Linked DNA regions of Homo sapiens: region 2 is linked to region 1. The links are chromatin loops, found by intact Hi-C in ENCODE. Cell type or tissue: HCT116. All regions are shown on one strand. Each heading gives the region's core, and the rest is flanking DNA. Links, peaks and the distances in the headings are about the cores only.

What was found. Peaks named below come from ENCODE experiments on the same cell type or tissue, not always from the same donor. Only the 100,000 strongest peaks of a DNase experiment are listed, where the experiment ranks them.
Region 2: a loop joins it to region 1, with 9 times the contacts of the local background. A loop is called at or near these places in 2 of 110 quality-filtered maps.

Annotation. Positions count from the first base shown.
Region 1 is chr2:84,626,990-84,634,989 of GRCh38, forward strand. It overlaps DNAH6 (dynein axonemal heavy chain 6), which reads left to right. Exons shown (of 77, transcript NM_001370.2): 30 at 7,515-7,652. Among named protein-coding and RNA genes, the nearest start is that of DNAH6, 110 kb to the left of the region's middle. In HCT116, for the core only: a CTCF peak has its summit at 4,312; a DNase peak (open chromatin) is centred at 4,282.
Region 2 is chr2:84,997,702-85,010,121 of GRCh38, forward strand. The region is part of intron 1 of KCMF1 (potassium channel modulatory factor 1); the gene reads left to right. Among named protein-coding and RNA genes, the nearest start is that of KCMF1, 33 kb to the left of the region's middle. RefSeq lists an enhancer at 11,524-11,573. In HCT116, for the core only: no CTCF peak of the experiment used is centred there; a DNase peak (open chromatin) is centred at 6,360.

The sequences.
Region 1 (8,000 bases), core at 1-8,000:
GGTGGGGCCTGAAATTATGCATTTCTGACATCCGCCAAGGTGGTGCAAATCGATACTGGTCCACTTTGAGACCGTGGTTCTGAGAGCGTGAACCCTGAACCAACAGCATTAGCATCACCTGACAACTTGTTGGAAATGCAAATTATAAAGCCCCACCTCAGACCTACTTAATCAGAACTTTGGAGCTAGAGCACAGCAACAAGAGGCTTTTTTGAAACAAACTTCCAGGTGATTCTGATGCACACTCAGATTTCAGGACCACTGTTCTAGAGTAGATTCAGCTGCCACTGTTTTTTGTATTTCAGTTTTGCGTCTTTCTTATGTTTCATTTTAATTTTGTTGGAATACTTCCTTGAGCAATTTTTTTCCCATTCAAGTTTATAAATATTCTGTCTTTACTGAGTCATCATACTTGATTGATAATTTGTAGAGGGTGGAATTATAGGTTTAAAATGATTTTCTCACCTGACTTTGAAGGCCTCACTTCATTGTATTCTAGTGTGCATTTTGCTAATGATAAAACTGATCATGGCTTAATACATTTTGGAGGTTTAATAATATTTTGCTTCCTCTCTGTCTGTGGCAGCTTATAGGATTTTCTCTTGATCCTCGGTATTATGAAAATCTACCAGGATGTGTCTAGATGAAATAATTTTCTTTATTCATTTGGTTTGTCATTTTGGGGAACTCTTTAATGAGAAAAATATGTCTTTTGTCAGCCTAGTGAGACCTCATTTTATTGCTTCTTTGCTTATCATTATGTCTCTGTTCTCTGCTCTGGGCCTCCTACTTCTGTTCTCCACTTCTCTTACCCTCATATTTTCTCTTGCTTGTTGCTAATTTTCTTGTATTTGTTTAGATTGCTAAACACATAAACACACTTATTTTATATTTTAAGCAACAATAAAAATAAATAAACTTATTGAAAGGTTACTGAGATAGTGGGATATCTCATGGAATCCAGAGAAGAGGTGAGCATGACTCAGGCTGAGTAGGAACTAGGGCAGCCAACTCCTTGGCATTGAGAACTTTAGAGCCTTCTCTCTAGAACCTCGCCAAGAAAACAGCAAGGTCACATTTCAACTTTTGAAAGTAGGATTCTAATTGGCAAAGTGGGTTCAAGTGATCACCCCTAGATTCGTGAGCAATAGCCAGAAGAAGGGGGTATAGTCTGATTCATACAGGCATGGATGGCTGTTGAGAGCTAGATGTGGTAAGCAGTTTCCAGAGAAAGAGGAATGGTATCCTCTAACGGTTTCTGCAACATAAGATTTCTAAGCAAAACAAGATTGTCTCCAAGGGCTGTTATTTTCTGCCTTAAATGTCCCTTCATGTGTGGATGTTCCCCAGGGCTCTGACCAGTCCCCTTTTCCTGTTTTCTCTACCTGCTTTTTCCGGTTCCTGACAACTTCATAAGAGAGAGGAGAGATTTGGGCAGGAGGAGGTTACACTACAGATCCTTGGTCAGATGCACTACCTTTCCCAAGACCTAGTTCCTGCTTCTCCAGGAACTCTTTTGCCCTAAAGTTTTCCTCAGGATTTGGTCTACTTTGAAGCTCTTCCTTTCTACAAAAAGCAAATGAAATATTCAAGCACTGGGTTGAGACTTTGTGTTTAGACTCAGCAGAAGGCATATTATCTGATTTACCTTCCCAGCATTCCTCTGTGATAGGTGTTGTCATCACTGCACAGATGGGAGTGAGATTTGGAGCAGTGAAGTAACTCGCCAGCAGTCACCACTAGAAAATGTCAGAGAAAGAATTTGAACACGTCCTTTGATTCAAGTCAAATGTTCTCTCCCATTTTAAAAAAAAATACATATTATATGCAAATTTAGAAACATAAAAAGATATGAAGAATAAAATAATGAATATCTACTTAGCCACCTCCCAGCTAAGAGATAAAATGTTACCAGCGCACTTGAAATCCTCTGTCTCTCTTCACCAGGGGTAACTTCTATTCTGAATTTGGGGGTTATTATTCACATGTGTGCATATGTGTGTGTGTGGTCCTAAATTTAAAACGTAGTATCATTCTGTGTGCTACATTCTACATTTTGGTTTTTCCACTGAGCACTTTGTCTATGAGATTCATCCAGGCTAATACTATAGCTCTATTTTTTTAATTCGTTTTCACTGCTCTGTTTTTATGATTTTTTTCATCCATTCTCTTTCTGATAGGTATTTGGGTTGTTTCTAATATAGTATTTGCTACTGTAAGCAATGCTGCAATAAGCATTATTACACAGATCTCCAGGTGAATGGGTGCCTGGTTTATTTGGCTTGGAATATAGGAGTTGGTCTCAAGGTACATATACGTATCATATTGACTCAATAAGGACAAATGCTTCTTCCGTGATTGTGGTAATTTATACTCCCCCTGCAAATGTATAAGAGCTGCCTATGCTCCACATCCTTGCCCATGCTGTCAGGTTCCATAACTGTTGTCAGTCTGAGGAGTATGAAATGGTATCCCATTGTATTCTCCTGGTTACTAATGAGGTTGAATGTCTTTTCAAATGTTTATACTGTAGGATTTCTCATCTGTGAAATACCTATTTACATCTTTTCTCCATGTTCTCTTGGCTTGCTTATGCTTTTTTAAATTGATTAATAGTGTTTTTAATATGTTATTGATACTGATTTCTTCTCTCAGTTAGGTATTATCTCTTAGTTCTGTCCTCTAAAAAGGGACATTGACAGCCTAAAAATAGTGATCACCTCTAGTACCCAGACTGTGGTCTTAAGTACCTTTTCCTACTGAAAGTAACCAGAGCTGGTTCTAGGTCTGGGGCAGGAAATGCATAAAATGAGCCTGCAACATCCTGTCCTATCTGAAATAGCCACAACAAAATACCAAAAATTGATGTGACCATATCAATAATCAGAATGTTACTAAAGAGGATCTCATTGACCAAAGATGGGACAATGCAAGAATGATAATAATAACTGGAATGGATCAAAACACATAAAACATTTTTAAATTCATGAATATACAATGATTAACCAAAAAATGTAAAACAAAAAACTCATTGATTACCTTAGAGGTTTCCAGGGAAACAACTTATTTGAAAAATTGATAAAGAAAAAGAATTAAGTATTTATCCTGCCTTTTCTGTGGACTGTTTTTTGGGGTAATAAAAAAGTTGATGAGGAAAAATTTTTATAGAATAATCACAACTAATAAATGCAGAAGGGATGATAACATTAGAAATTACTATTTTGCAACCTTCAAAAAACAATATATCTAGCAATGGCCATCATTGCTAAAACCACTAAAGACTAATTGGAAAATTTATAATGGACGAATCAGACTAGTAATCCATCGATCACAACTTTGACAATCAAAAAATACATATCTCCTGTTATGATATACAAGCTATGAATTATTCCTGTTCAAAAAAAAATTAAACTTCAACCTAATGAATCTAATGGAGTCTCTAGATTTAAATACCAGTTTTCAAGAAGTACAGGTGTATGAGATAAAGGACCATGTTAACACCACAAGAATACAATCAGCTAAATATGGAATCAGGGGAATTCTATAGGGAAAATAACTTACAGACCTTCAAAAATAAATTGCATAAAAGAGAGAGGATTCAGGGAACTGCTATAAATTTAAAGAGATTTAAGAGACACAGTAACCAAATGCAATGTTTGTACCTTGCTTGTATCTTTGTCGGAACAAACCAATTGTAAAAGGATAATATCAGTACCATTGAGGACAATTGAACAAGATATTAAGTAATGGGTTTTTCTTTGGGTAGGTTAGCAGTATTGATTTGGGTAATTTGGGGTTCTTATGTGTTACAGAGTTTATTGTGAAACAATATGATGTCTAGGGTTTGCTTTAAAATAACAACAAAAAATGTTGGAGAGTATTTTGAAAATAGAATGTTGGTAATTTTAAGCTGGGTGGCATATACCTTCTTTCACCTCTTGTGTATGTTTGAAATTTTTCAAAATAAAAAGTTTTTTTAAAGTAGAAATCATCACAAAATAAAATGATAGAAATAACACCAAAACTTATTTCTAATGGTCAATTAATTGCTACACAATTCGTCTCTGAAAAACAAAACAAAACAAAACAAAATAGCCCCTGACTGCTCTCCGCTGAGAGCCGACCTGACTCAGACTATTTGCTTCTCCGGTTGAACACAAACAATTTCACAGACCACCAACTACAGACCAGGTCACGATGCATCCATTATGGAATGAGATGCCATAATCGTGTCTGAAAACACACAAGAATGCTGTCCAAACCACAAAAAATAATCTAATATCCCCCTCTCCAGGCTAAGCTGTGTAACTGCTTCACCTTTACCAATGACAGCCTCAGCCTCCTGTATAATGTTATTATTATATCCATCATAAACTTGCCCCTGCTTCCTACCAGCACCTAATCCACAGTGTTGTGGATTGAATTGTGTCCCCTCAAAATATGTTCAAGTCCTCATGCCTAATATCTGTGAATGTTACCTAATTTGGGCCTTTACATTTATAAAGACTCAGATGTTTAAAATGAGGCCATACTGGAATTCTACAGGCCCTAATCCAATAACTAACTAGTGCCTTTGTAAGAAGAGAAAAATGTAGATATAGATACACAGAGAGAAGGCAGCCAAGTGAAGATACACAGGAGGTGGAGATCAGAGTGATGCAGTACAAGAAGCCAAGGAATCCCAAGGGTTGCCGGCAACCACTAGAAGCTACCAAGAGGCAAGAAAGAATCCTACCCCCAAGAGCCTTCAGAATGAGCATGGCTTTGTTGATACCTTTATTTCAGACTTCTAGCCTCTAGAACTGTGAGAGAATAATTTTCTGCTGCTTTAAGCCCTTCAGTTTATGGCAATTTGTTATAGTAGCTCTTAAAAACTAATAGAGCAAAACCCTTCTTCACTGACCCTTCCCCAGAATTTTCTAACATAAGCCCAAATCCTATGACAAGTCCTCCTAATATCCTTTTACCAAGAGAAACCTTGGTTCCCCACAGAGTGTGGTCTCCCTTGTTGGAACAAGTGGTAAACCCAATTGCGTCTGACTACAGGTATGTCCTGGTTATCTTTGGCCTGTAGGCATTGACCCTGTCCTTCACTTTTGTTGAAAACAAAGAATTGGAGATCACCTGACTTGAAAAAGTATTTGTTAACCAGTCAGTCATTGCAAGCATTCCTGCGTTCATGATCAATATTTGGAACTGCTCCTTTGTTTGGCACCCTGGAGGTTTTTGCATCCTGGGGCAATGCACCACAGTAAGATCTGGTTTGGATAAGAGCAAGGCTGCCAGTATCATCTGCTGAGCCTCTACACCTGTGGCACGCGTTCACCAAGTCACCAGCCGTGTCAGGGCTGGATTTCAAACCCCCCACTCTCCTCCTCAGCCAGGCACAAACTGCAGAGCCAGGAGTGGCAGAGAAAGAGGGTCATTTTTGAAGAGCAAACGGAAATGAAGAACCACCATGACCACAGACATGTTCTCAAAGAGAAAAATATTAGCAAAGAGTCTGTGTCACAGATCAAGATCTGGAATTTTCTTTGTTACTTCCTTTAAAACTGTTCAAAAGTATCCCTTGGGAAGTCTCCACGTATGCCAGGACTTACATGTATGCTAAGTATGAAGACCATTCCTCTACAATATGGAAGCATTCTGCAGCTTTGTTGTACAGAACACCAACTTAGTCTTTAGTCCTGTCCATGCTATCATTCCATGCATTCATTCAACTTCTCTTACCTTGTCTATATTATTACTAATTTCCAGGGACTGTTTCTTATCTCTGACTAATCCCTTTTTTTAGAGTATCTTGTTTTATTTTAGGAATGTGTTTCCCTCCCAGATCTCTCTGAGGATTCCATTTCAATTTTGTAAAATTACTTTCTGTTCCCTAAATTATCTCCACTTTCTCCAAAGTTGCCCGTTAGTTTATTCTTCTCATTCTTTCTCTTTCTTGAATCTTCACCTATTGGTTCATAAGTATAGATGAAGGACTAATTTAATTAGTGTAAACAGCTTGTTTCCCCCAAATGCCCCTTCCTTGAATGAAAGAACTACCAAGAGCTCTGTGGAAGTATAGAATGTGTGGCCAGCAGGCTTCTTCATAGAATGTATGCACACGGAGCAGCCAGTAAGTGAGAAAGCCCACATCGAATGCCAAATAATAAGGATTTTCCTTCTAAAGTAGTACATTTCAGTGGGTTTCACTTTCTTTTATTATTTTTGAATCTCGGCGACTGAAGTGGAAGTCTGGAACCATCTTTCTCTCCTTGTCTCTGCTTTCCTTATCTCCCAAGCCTAATATCGTCTCCCAGTATCTCCTAATATTAATATCTCCCCAAGGCAGATCTCCCCCTTTGCTTATGAGGCAGTCCTTCATTTTAGCCTGGTGGGGATCTCAGCACTAAAATCTCAAGAGCCCTGTTTAGTCTGCTTGGGGTGAGAGGAAGGGAGAACAGAGAGAGGAAGGACCCATAAACCCAATCATTCCAAGTGTGGATCTTTGCCTCATTTCCAAATATTTCTCTAGGGCCTGTGTCTGCTTTGCTGCATGTATGTATTCATGTTGCATGAATTGCAACTTGTGTATATTGATATTGGGTTTGGAGTTTCTTAGAGACCTCATGATGGGCATTACTCCTCTCCCTCTGTTTTGGGGCTGCAATTCTCCCTTCTCAGTTGAACAGTCTGTTTCCCTATGCTTTCCATATTCCAGCTTTTTTTTTTTCAAAACCTTCTTCCTGCTGGCTTCCCTTTCCATTATGTTTTTATCAAGCAGGTACAGGTATAAGTGTGGTCACAGAAAAGGAGAGAGATATGCACACAGATCTATCAGCCTTTCTGTGATTTGTGGGAATCGGAGGAAGGGGGGAAGTAGTATGTGTTCAGTTGACCACCTTGAAATTTAAAACCACTAGTTCTATTACTAAAGAGATAGATATATGGTATAATGCAAGATTTATATACATGCTTAACCAATATCTCAAGTGCCCAAAAGAAATGCCACACTTTAGATGGTACATTCTTATTTTCCTCCACCATTAGGATTCTGCTGTAGAAGAAATTAAGAATCACTACTATAATCTGCACAGCTATGCCTTCTGCTCAGTAGTCCTTGTGTGTGTCTGCCATGTAGAATACCTTCTAAAGACAATGAAAGCTTCCATTAGTAAAATTTTTCAAGTTTTTTTAAAGTTCTTAAGTTTGTATGTTCCATGTGTTAAACTATTTGAGAATCTGTCAAGTATTTGCAGAGGTGAGTGGAGGTTATAAACAAGAAGGAAAATTGGTCAGATTGTCATTTTGTTTAAAAATAAAACAGATTCAAATCACTTAGAGAGACTCAAAAACATATTTCCTCTTGTAGAAAAGTGTTTACTTCTGACATAGACCAGTATTCACATAAAACTATTGCTTATTTGCAGATACCACCTCTTTTTTCTTTAATATTTCAGCTCAGAATTTAATTTTTGAAGGAGCTGAACTACACAATACAAAGTTGAACTGCTTTATTTTGATTTCAGATGATGGGGCGCTTCTTCAGTGGCTTGGCACAGTCAGGGGCCTGGTGCTGCTTTGATGAATTTAATCGAATTGACATAGAAGTTCTGTCCGTCATCGCGCAGCAACTCATTACCATTAGGAACGCCAAAGCGGCAAAGGTAAGGCACTGGGCAATCGACTTTCAAGGTAGCAATCCTTAAATTTGTCATTAACTCACAGAATGTTACATTTTAGGAAGGAGATGCTAAAAATGTTAGGGAGGAATCCTGGGGAGCCCAAGGGGACCTTGGCTCTCCAGAGCTCACTGGACTAGAAAATCCAAGGAATATGGTGCCAGATGAAGACACTGAGTGGTCCTGTTATTTAAAATTTGTTTTAGCCCCTTATTAGCATGTCTCTAGAGAAGGGATTTCATATTCAGAAGCTGATGGCAGTGAAGGTTGGGACCAAGTCTCTACCACTCTGTGTTGACCTTTGGAGATCTGGTCACAATGGGCAGCACTGGT
Region 2 (12,420 bases), core at 2,110-10,109, 370 kb after region 1:
GGAGCACTTAGCAGTGCCTTGCATACTAATTTGATGTTGACTTACAGCAAAAAATACATTTTCTTTTTTTTTTTTTTTTTTTTTTTTGAGATGGAATCTCACTTTGTCACCCAGGCTGGAGAGCAGCGGTGCAATCCTGGCTCACTGCAACGTCCGCCTCCTGGATTCAAGTGTTCTCATGCCTCGGCCTCCCGAGTAGCTGGGATTACAGGTGTGCATCACCACACCCAGCTATTGTTTTTTGTATTTTTAGTAGAGACAGGGTTTCTCCATGTTGGCCAGGCTGGTCTTGAACTCCTGACCTCAAGTGATCTGCCCACCTCGGACTCCCATAGTGCTGGGATTACAGGCATAAGCCCCCGTGCCCAGCCAAAAAGTACATTTTACTTATTTATTTATTTATTTTTGAGACGGAGTTTCTCTCTTGTTGCCCAAGCTGGAGTGCAGTGGTGTGATTTTGGCTCACTGCAACCTCTGCCTCCCAGGTTCAAGCACTTCTCCTGCCTCAGCCTCCCGAGTAGCTGGGATTACAGGTGCACGCCACCATGCCCGGCTGATTTTTTTTGTATTTTTAGTAGAAACAGGGTTTCACCATGTTAGCCAGGCTGGTCTCAAACTCCTGACCTCAGGTGATCCACCCGCTTTGGCCTCCCAAACTGCTGGGATTATAGGCATGAGCCACCATGGCCAGCCTATAATACATATTTATAGCACCCAGAAAACACATACATAATGGAAACAAACACTTTATAAAATAATACCTGATTTGCAGTATAGTCTGATAATTTCTAATTCTTTTCTGTTTTTAAGAAGTTCTGGTTAAGATCCACTAAATTAATAATTCTCAACCCTGTCAGAGCCAACGCCTTATTTATTTATTTATTTATTTATTTACTTACTTACTTACTTACTTATTTGAGACAGAGTCTTGCTCTGTCACCCAGGCTGGAGTGCAGTGATACGTGATCCCGGTTCACTGCAACCTCTGCCTCTTGGGTTCAAGCTGTTTTCCTGCCTCAGCCTCCCAAGTAGCTGGGATTACAGGCGTGTACCACCCCGCCCAATTAATTTTTTTTTTTTTTGTATTTTTAGTAGAGACAGGGTTTCACCATGTTGGTCAGGCTGGTCTTGAACTCCTGACCTCAAGTGATCCACCCAACTCGGACTCCCAAAGTGCTGGGATTACAGCTATGACCCACTGTGCTGGGCCTCTTACCTATCTATCTATCTATCTATCTATCTATCTATCTATCTATCTATCTATCTGTCTGTCTGTCTATCTACCTACCTATCTGTCCACCCACCCACCCACCCACCCATCCATCCATCCACCCACCCATCCATCCATCCATCCATCCATCCAAGACGTAGTCTTGCTCTGTCACCCAGGCTGGAGTAATCCCAAAGTGCTGGGATTACAGGCATGAGCCACTGCGCCTGGCCTCTTATTTATTTATTTATATATCTGAGACAGAGTCTTGCTCTGTCGCCCAGGCTGGAGTGCAGTGGCGTGATCTCTGCTCACTGCCACCTCAGCCTCCCGGGTTGAAGCAATTCTTCTGCCTCAGCCTCCCAAGTAGCTGGGATTACAGGTGCCCGCCAACACACCCGGCTAATTTTTGTATTTTTTAAGTAGAGACACGGTTTCACCATGTTGGCCAGGCTGGTCTTGAACTCCTGAATTCGTGATCTGCCTGCCTCGGCCTCTCAAAGTGTTGGGATTACAGGCGTGAGCCACCACACCCGGCCTCATTTATTTTTTATAACAAATAATTTAATGCCTATTGATTATCCTGAAGTAAGGTTAATAGGTGAGTCTTTAACTACATTAGAATCTGACGTTACAGTGAAATAACTGAGTACCTATACCTACTTACAATAAATAAGTTGGACTTAAAAGAAATAAGATCAGAAGAACTTTCATTTTCCTATACTATTTATAGATATGGGTAGATACCAGAATGAAAACTGTTAGAATGAGTAAAAGCAGAATTATTTGCATATAAGAGAAAGGGGGAAATAATTTTGTTTGATGTAGGGATAACATAAGACAAATTACATACTTTCCACATGGAAAAATAAAAATAGTATCACATAGTCACTAGTGAGTTTGACCTAATTATAGTGTCAAAATAATTCCCAGTTAGAGGCCCTGACAGGAGACAAGGAAGTGAGGAAATCTCACAGAAAACCTGGTGGCATTTACATTCAGCCCCTAGTACTTAAATGTCCCCTGGAGAAAATACTCCTTAATAGGCAATGAGTAATAAAGGATAGATTAGAAAAAGAAACAGGAATAGATGTGTGGTAGACTTCAGGGGACATTAAAAAAAAAAGAAAAATAATAGCAACCTCAAAATAAATAAGTTCAATATTTAATTTTTACAACATAGATTTCTACCTATTGTGTCATAAAAAATTAAATATAACTAAGACGATATTGATTTTTTTTGAGATGGAGTCACCCAGGCTGGAGTGCAGTGGCACAGTCTCGGCTCACTGCAAGCTCCGCTTCCCAGGTTCACGCCATTCTCCTGCCTCAGCCTCCCGAGTAGCTGGGACTACAGGTGCCCGCTACCATGCCCAGCTAATTTCGTGTTTTTAGTAGAGACGGGGTTTCACCGTGTTAGCCAGGATGGTCTCGATCTCCTGACCTCGTGATCCGCCCATCTCAACCTCCCAAAGTGCTGGGATTACAGCCGTAAGCCACTGCGCCCAGCTATGAAATATATTTTTTAATCTCAATAAAATCTAGCAAGAACCCTGTGTTTCATAAGCCCCTTGTAATTTGATAATGTTTGGAAATAAATCTCTTCAGTCTCTATTTCATATTTGGAAGTTATAGCTCCGAAAGCAGTCTGATCAGGTACAGTGTACTGGAAAGTCAGCTACAAACAGCTTTGTCATCCAGTTTTCTGGAATGTTAAACAGTCTTTGGTAAATCCTAAATGAAGCAAAACAATATTTGTGTAATAGTGACATACTAGAAAGTAAGTGTTTACTAAAACTGTGAATAATATTCTGTGTTAAGGTTAAAAAATTGAATTAGGTATTATGCTTAGATAATTTTACTTTTTTTTTTTTTTTTTTTTTAAGAGTCAGGGTCTTGCTTTGTTGCCCAGGCTGGAGTGTAGTGGCACGATCATAGCTCACTGCAGCTTTGCACTCCTGGGCTCAAGCAATCCTCCCACCTCAGCATCCTGAGTAGGTAGGGCTACAGATAAGTGCCGCCATGCCCAGCTAAAGTTTTGGGTTTGTTTTGTTTTGTTTTGTGGGTTTTCTTTTTTTTTCTTTTTTGTCTTTTTTTTGTAGGGATGGGGTCTCACTATTGCCCAGGCTGGTCTTAAACTCCTGGTCTCAAGTGATCTTCCTGCTCCACTTCCCAAAGTGCTGGAATTACAGGTGTGAGCCACTACTCCCAGCCTTATATAATTTTATTTTAATTAATTAATTAATTAATTTTTTCATTTTTTTGAGACAGGGTCTCTGTCTGTCACCCAGGCTGGAGTGCAGTGGCGTGATCTTGGCTCACTGAAACCTCTGCCTCCCAGGTTCAAGTGATTCTTCCACCTCAGCCTCCTGAGTAGCTGTGACTACAGGCGTATACCACCATGCCCAGCTAATTTTTGTATTTTTTGGTAGAGACAGGGTCTCACCATGTTGGCCAGGCTGGTCTCGAACTCCTGACCTCAAGTGAGCTGCCTGCCCTAGCCTCCCAAAGTGCTGGGATTACAGGTGTGAGTCACTGCACCTGGCCCCCAGCCTTACATAATTTTAAAGTTTTGGGTTTTTAGTTTCCTTCTTGAATGTCTGGTAGGAGGTTTAGAAAATCCTGTTGGGATGCTGAACAATTCTTTATTGCATTTTCTGTGCATTGCAAAATGCCTAGCATCTTTGGCACTTTTCCTCAATAAATGCCAGTAGAGCCCCTAATCATTGTGATGACCAAAAAATAGCCCCCATACAGTTCCAGAATGTCCTGTGTGGGTGATACCTCCCAGTTGAGAGTGATAGTGACTAAATTTATTTTACTGAGTTACAACCTGTAGTTTGAAAAACACACGATCACATGTTGCCTAGCAACATAGATACATTCTGAGATCCATTGTTAAACAATTTCATAATCGTGTGAATATCATAGTGTACTAACACAAACCCCTACTGTACACCTAGGCTATATGGATAGCTTGTTGTTTATCTAAGCTAGAAACCTGCATAATATGTTGCTGTACTCAATACTGTAGGCAGTTATAACACAATGCTATTTGTGGTTCTAAACATACCTAAACATAAAAAAGGTATCAGTAAAAATAAACTTGTGGGACCACCATCATATATGCAGTCCTTCATTGACCTAACCATGGTAGGCTTTGGCATCCTCCTCAAAACAGGTAGAAGAATTGATTATATTAATAACATTATTGCAAATACAAAATTGTTACTTTCCTAGTAGTGATGGATCTACTTCAGTTAGCTTTGTTCTTTACATTCTGGTTTTCAGTCTCCAGTATAAATATTAATGGCCCTACTAAATTCATTTAACCTCCAGTTTAGATGGTACCAGTGTCCTATGAAATATGCAGAAACCCTTTCAAAAGCATTTCAGTTTGTCTTTTAATCTTTGACCATAACGCATGCATTGACAGAGCATTCACTGTACCATCAGAGAATCATCCTTTGAACCACCTGCCTCCTTGTTAGCTTACTTTTTAAAAATAAACTTTTATTTTGGGATAATTTTTGATTTACAGAAAAGTTGCAAAGGTAGTATAGAGACTTCCCATATATTCCTTACCTGGTTTTTCCTAATGTTAATAGTTTGCATTACATTGGTACATTTGGCAAAACTAAGAAACCAACACTAGTACATTATTACTAATAAAGCTCCTGACTTTATTGAGGTCTTAACTGTGTTTTTTTTTTTTCACTAATATCCCTTTTCTGTGTGGGATCCAGGATACCAGGTTGCATTTAGTGTCTCCTGGTTTTGACCTTAGTAGCTACAGAGAACTGAGTGTACTGCCTCTTTGTGATAGCTCTGTATGGAGCTGTGGCATCCCCTCAGTGTTGCCTGTTCCCAGCTCTTTTGCTGAACAGCCCATTTTGTCCTTTAGTAATTTCTCTTGGTGTAGTTTCTAGATACTTTGCCATTCTGTCTATATACTATATATACTAACTATATAACTATATATACTACTGTACTTGTTTCCCATTTTAAAACAAGACACACAGAACTGAATGTAGTTCTTCACATATGGTCTGGCAGAGTAAAATGTTGTAGATATATCACAGTTATGAATCTTGTATGGTTATTAATGCAATCTAAGCTTGCTTGTTTATTTGCTGGCATTTTTAGCAACTGCATCTCATCTTGGGCTAATATTGACGCTAAGGTTTTGCTTAGTTAATTAATCCAGGATTTCTTATCACATGAATTGTTTTATCCAAAGGCAAAACTTTGTACGAAGTCCTTTTAAAATTCATCTTGTTGGCCGGGCGCGGTGGCTCACGCCTGTAATCCCAGCACTTTGGGAGGCCAAGGCGGGCAGATAACGAGGTCAGGAGATTGAGACCATTCTGGCTAACACGGTGAAACCCCGTCTCTACTAAAAAAAAGAAAAAAAAAATTAGCCAGGCGTGGTGGCGGGCACCTGTAGTCCTAGCTACTCGGGAGGCTGAGGCAGGAGAATGGTGCAAACCCTGGAGGCATAGCTTGCAGTGAGCCAAGATCGTGCCAGTGCACTCCAGCCTGGGCGACAGAGTGAGACTCCGTCTCAAAAAAAAAAATAAGTCTTGTTTTACATACCCGTTTGCCTCGCTTCAATCTCTGTTCTGTCATCTAGTATTTTAACTGTTTGTTTTATGCACAAGCTTATAAATGTTTGCTGTCATTTTATTTTTTTTATTTTTAATTTTTTGTTTGTTTGTTTTAAATAGAAACCGGGTCTCCCGATGTTACCCAGGTGGATCTCAAACTCCTGGGCTCTAGGAATCCTCCTGCCTAGGATTACAGGCGTGAGCTACCACACCTGGCCTACTGTCATTTTCTAAGTCACTAATAAAAACATATATAAAATAGGGTCAAGTACAGGACCTTACAGGCCCAAGATAACTGGGCAAATGAAAGAAGATGTAGCAAGCATGTAATTGTGTGAGGAAGCTAAAAAGGGTTAGCATAGGGTAAAGGCCCTGGTTCTGCCTTACAGTAGTCACCCTTTATCTGAGGGGGGACATTTTTCCAAGACCACCCAGTGGATGCCTGAACCTGTGGATAGTACTGAACCCTATGTATCCTGTTATTCATCTGATAACCAGCTGCTAAGTGACTAGTGGGCAGGTATACAGCACAGATACGCCAAGCAAAGGGATGATTCACCTCCGAGTGGGACAGTGCATGATGTCATCACACTATTCAAAACAGTAGGTAGTTTAAAACTTATGAATTGTTTGTCTCTGGAATTTTCCATTTAATATTTTCAGACCACTGTTGACCACGGATAACTGAAACCTCAGAAAGCAAAACTTTGGGGCGGGGCGTGGTGGCTCACACCTGTAATCCCAGCACTTTGGGAGGCCAAGGCGGGCAGATCACGATGTCAGGAGATTGAGACTATCCTGGCTAACATGGTGAAAACCTGCCTCTACTAAAAGTACAAAAAATTAGGCAGGCATGGTGGCGGGCACCTTGTAGTCCCAGCTACTCTGGAGGCTGAGGCAGGAGAATGGCGTGAACCCAGGAGGTGGAGTTTGCAGTGAGCCGAGATCGCGCCACTGCACTCCAGCCTGGGCGACAGAGCAAGACTCCATCTCAAAAAAAAATAATAATAAAAAAAAAGAGAAAGCAAAACTTTGGGTTGGGAGGACTGCAGTATATTCTGACCTGTGGGTGGTGCCTAAGCTAGAACTCTTGCAGAGTGTGAGAACAACTGAATTTTTTGGAGGGGGGCAGGTGGGCACAGGGTCTGTCTTAACTGAGAATGAAGCCAGTTGTGATTCGTAGGATTGTTTGCTTACCCTTTATATTACCGGTCATGCCTCAGTCTTCTATCTTGAGATTTTCATGAGTCTTGCTTGAACTAGGCCTTTTTATGAATGACACTGAAAATTTTGGAGGACTGTAGGCCTATTTATTTATTTATTTATTTATTTTTGAGATGGAGTTTCACTCTTGTCGCCCAGGCTGGAGTGCAGTGGCACAATTTCAGCTCACTGCAACCTCCGCCTCCCGGATTCAAGTGATTCTCCTGCCTCAGCCTCTCAAGTAGCTGGGATTCAGCTCACTCCAGCCTCCGCCTCCCAGGTTCAAGTGATTCTTCTGCCTCAGCCTCCCAAGTAGCTGGGATTACGGGCACCTGCCACCGTGCCCAGCTAATTTCTGTATTTTTAGTAGAGACAGGGTTTCACCACGTTGGCCAGGCTGGTCTTGAACTCCTGACCTCACAAGATCCACCCGCCTCAGCCTCCCAAAGTGCTGGCATTACAGGCATGAGCCGCCGTGCCTGGCCTAAATTTTTATTTTTAATTGACACATCATAATTATACGTATTTCTAGGGTACGTACATGGTGATATTTTGCTTTTTTATTTATTTATTTATTTTTTTTTTGAGACAGAGTCTCACACTGTCTCCCAGGCTGGAGTGCAGTGGCACGATCTCAGCTCACTGCAAGCTCCGCCTATTGGGGTCATGCCATTCTCCTCCCTCAGCCTCCTGAGTAGCTGGGACTACAGGCGCCCACCACCACACCCAACTAATTTTTTGTATTTTTAGTAGAGACAGGGTTTCACCGTGTTAGCCAGGATGGTCTCGAACTCCTGACCTCAGATGATCCACCTGCCTCGGCCTCCCAAAGTGCTGGGATTACAGGCATGAGCCACTGTGCCTGGCCTAACTTTTTTTATTTTTAATTGACACGTGATAATTATACATATTTCTAGGGTACATGGTGATACTTTGCTTTTTTATTTTTTTATTTTTATTTTTTAATAAACTAGAGATGAGGTCTCACTATGTTTCCCAGGATGTTCTCAAACCCTGGCCTTAAATGGTCTTCCCATCTTGGCCTCACAAAATGCTGGGATTATAGGCATAAGCCACCACACCCAGCCCATAGTGATATTTCAGTAAATACATATAGTGTGTAATGACCAGATCTGGGTAATTAGCTTATCTATCACCTCAAACATTTATCACTCATTTGTGTTAAGAGCATTCAAAATCCTCTCTTCCAGCTATTTGAAAATATACAATAAATTATTGTTAACTAAGCATACTTCTTTTATTTACCAAGCATGTATTTGAATGACATACTTCCTCTTCAGTAATGCCTGGTCACATATCAGTTCCTATTTTTCTATTTTTTTTCCCCTCCTACTGGTCTTTTTCTTAATGTTTAGGAGCCCATTGTTATATTTGTTACCGATATTTCTCCCTACTTGTTGTCATTTGAGTTTGTTTATGGAACCTTTTGCCAATATTAAAGTGTTATACTTATTTATGATCAAATTTACAGTGTGCTCCACCCTCCCCTATTTATAGTTTCACTTTCCTTATATTGCTTAGAAAGGCCTTACCCACTAAATATTCTCATTTTCTTTTTTTTTTTTTTTTTTTTTTTGAGATGGAGTCTCGCACTCTCACCCAGGCTGGAGTGCAGTGGCGCCATCTCGGCTCACTGCAAGCTCTGCCTCTCAGGTTCACGCCATTCTCCTGCCTCAGCCTCCCGAGTAGCTGGGACTACAGGCGCCCGCCACCATGCCCGGCTAATTTTTTGTATTTTTAGTAGAGACAGGGTTTCACCGTATTAGGCAGGATGATCTCGATCTTCTGACCTTGTGATCCACCACCTTGGTCTCCCAAAGTGCTGGGATTACAGGCGTGAGCCACCGCGCCCGGCCCTCATTTTCTTTTAAGAAGTTTATGTCTTTTTAAAAAAAATCTAAATAATATTTGCCATTTTAAAGACATATGGCCAGCCAGTTCTTTTCTTTGAGAATGGAATTTTTATGTATGTGTGTGAAATGTGTCATAACATTTAGAAGAGTGTACAAAAGTATGTATCTAGTAAAAAGAGAATAAAACCAACGTCCACACATCCACTACTCATATTAAGAAATAGAACATCTCGGCCAGGCGCGGTGCTCATGCCTGTAATCCCAGCACTTACGGAGGCCAAGGCAGGTGGATCATCTGAGGTCGGGAGTTTGAGACCAGGCTGACCAACATGGAGAAACCCCATCTCCACTAAAAATACAAAATTAGCCAGGCACATGCCTGTAATCCCAGCCACTCAGGAAGGCTGAGGCAGGAGAATCGCTTGGACCCGGGAGCCAGAGGTTGCAGTGAGTCGAGATCGCACCACTGCACTCCAGCCTGGGCAACAAGAGCAAAACTCAGTCTCAAAAAAAAAAAAAAAAAAAAAGAAATAGAACATCTCATCCACATGTCCATATCCACTAACTGGATCTTTGTTTTGATAATCCTCTTCCCTTTCTCTGCAGGTTTACTCCCAGTATATCCATTTCTATCTGAGCCACATATTGTTTAGTTATGAAACATGGAATAGCAAGCCCAGGTCTCACCATGTGAGGAAAGAGCAGTTTGCACTATTAGGTGGAAGCCCTTAGAAGAGAAGCTGAACAGAGTCTGCCTTCGGCTTCCCCGAGTTTCCAAGAGTCTGGAGAAATCATTGGGCAAGGTCACAAATGCACCTTGGAAACTCAGGACCCAACATATATGGAGCGTTTAGCAGGGTTATTGTATGGACCAGCTTGGATTTCCAGCACAGGGGTAGTCAGAGGACTGCCCTTCACTTGGCCCACCTCCAGCTCCCAGGAACAGGTCAGAGGGGGACACTCTCATGGGGTGAAATGAGATCAGCTGAACCTTTTTCCTTAAGGCGAGATCAGGAACTTCGACATCACTTGGGCAGGACCAGCCAAGTCCAGATAAGATACGGGGACTGGGCCCCAGGTACCACTGTGTCCTCAGGTTACAAAGAAAATGTATGATATTGTGTGATTTTATGTATGTATGTGTAATTAATTCTTGTTATAGGTGCTAATTGTGTTTTTCTTGTTGTTGTTTTTGAGACAGAGTCTCGTCACCCAGTCTGGAGTGCAATGGCGTGATCTCACTGCAACCGCCACCTCCTGGGTTCAAGTGATTCTCCTGCCTCAGCCTCCCAAGTAGCTGGGATTACAGGCACTGCCACCACGCCTGGCTAATTTTTTTGTATTTTTAGTAGAGATGGGGTTTCACCATGTTGACCAGGCTGGCTTTGAACTCCTGACCTCAAGTGATCCACCCATCTTGACCTCCCAAAGTGCTGGGATTACAGGCGTGAGCCACCGTGCCCAGCCGCTAGTTGTGTTCTATAAAGTTTACATGAACACCAAGTTAGCAATTACTGAACCTCTGTTCCTAGAGGAATCTCAGGGTGAGGTTCCTCTGAGCCTCTGGTTATAACATTTTTTCGATGGATCAATACGTAACCTTGTTTTATGTGTATTTCTGCTAAAATACATCACATATTATATTATATATGATATATATTATATATCATATATAATATATAATATGATATATAATATATATAATATATAATATGATATATATATCATATATAATATATAATATGATATATAATATATAATATATATTATATATCATATGATATATTATATATGATATATATTATATATCATATTATATATTATGTGATATATATGATATATACATCATATATCTGAGATATATGTTACATGATATATATCTCATATATCTTATATATATTTAGCAGCATTTCAGCACTACACTTGGGAGCCATTTAAATAGCGAAACTACCAAGAAACAGCACAAAAAGGTGAAAACATGGGACTAAATAGACCATGAAAACGACACTTGTTTACAAAATGAGAGCTGAAAGAAGGAGGCAGAGCATTGCTTTGTTGGACCTGAGCTGGAAACATGCGTATCAAGCCACTCAACTTTCATGCTGCTCTGTGCCTGTTTTCAGTCGCTCACTGGAAAGACTGAAAGCACTGCAAGTATTGACATGTACTCTTTTTTTTTTTTTTTTGGAGACAGGGTCTTGCTTTGTCTACCAGGCTGGAGTGCAGTGGCTCAATCTCACCTCACTGCAACCTCTGCCTCCCGGGCTCAGGCAGTCCTCCCCCGCTCAGTCTCTCAAATAGCTGGCAGTTTTTTTGTAGATAGGAGGTCTTACTATATCGCCCTGGTTGGTCTCAAACTCTTGGGCTCTAGCAGTCTTCCCACCTTGGCCTCCCAAAGTACTGAGATTATAAGTGTGAGCCACCATGCCCAGCCTTGATGCGTACTTTTGTATGTATATGTTATGGTTTGGCTCTGTATCCCCACCCAAATCCCATCTCAAATTGTAATCCTCATATGTCAGTGGGAGGTGATTGAATCATGGGGGCAGACTTCCCCCTTGCTGTTCTTGAGATAGTAAGTTCTCATGAGATCTGGTTGTTTGAAAGTGTGTGGCACTTCCCCTTTCGTGCTGTCTCTCTCCTGCTCCACCATTGTGAAGTAGGTGTCTGCTTCCCCTTCACCTTCTGCCATGATTGTAAGTTTCCTGAGGCCTCCCAGTCATGCATCCTGTTAAACCTGCAGAACTGTGAGTCAGTCAAACCTCTCTTCTTCATAAATTACCCAGTCTCAGGTAGTTCTTTATACTAGTGTGAAAATGGACTAATACAGGAAATTGGTGCCAAGAAAGTGGGACATTGCTGTACAGATGCCCTTTCAGTGAGGTCGTGCTGTACAGGGGCTCTTTCAGCCTGGCAATTCCTATTCTCTGTTCTGGAAAGTTTTCTTGAATTACTCTGTTGGTTATTTCCTCCCTTCCATTTTTCTTACTTTGAGGATATTGAAGCTTCTAGAGTAGGGTTCCAGTTTTCTTCCATGTTCTGATTTCTGTCTCTTTCTCTCTTCCCCCCTCTTCTTTCTTTTTTCTGTTTCTGGAAATGATATACTTACTTAATCCCTCTGTTTTCAATAAAATATGCACTTTATTCCGTTTTCAACGATGCCTTGAGTTCCTGGGGGTCAGAGACCCTCTTTAATGAATAAACTTCTACTTTCCACTTGAAGTGCAGCATAATGTTGAAGAAGCAACTTAGAAATTTAACTGCTTCTTAAAGACCTTTTATCCATCTTCTATCCTTCAGCAGTTCTTCACCCTAACTAGGGTTCCAGCAATGTTGCTGCCAGTCCCAGACATTTTGTTGAATTTGCTTTGTAAATTGGATTCTTAGCTTTCCCCTTTGCCCATACTGGGATTCAGTTCTTTCCAGTCTCCTAATTCAGTTACCTAATTCTGCTTTTCACATCCAGAATTGTATTCCTGTTGTTTCTTTTTATTCTCTTCATCCTTTTGAAATTGTCTTTTATTTC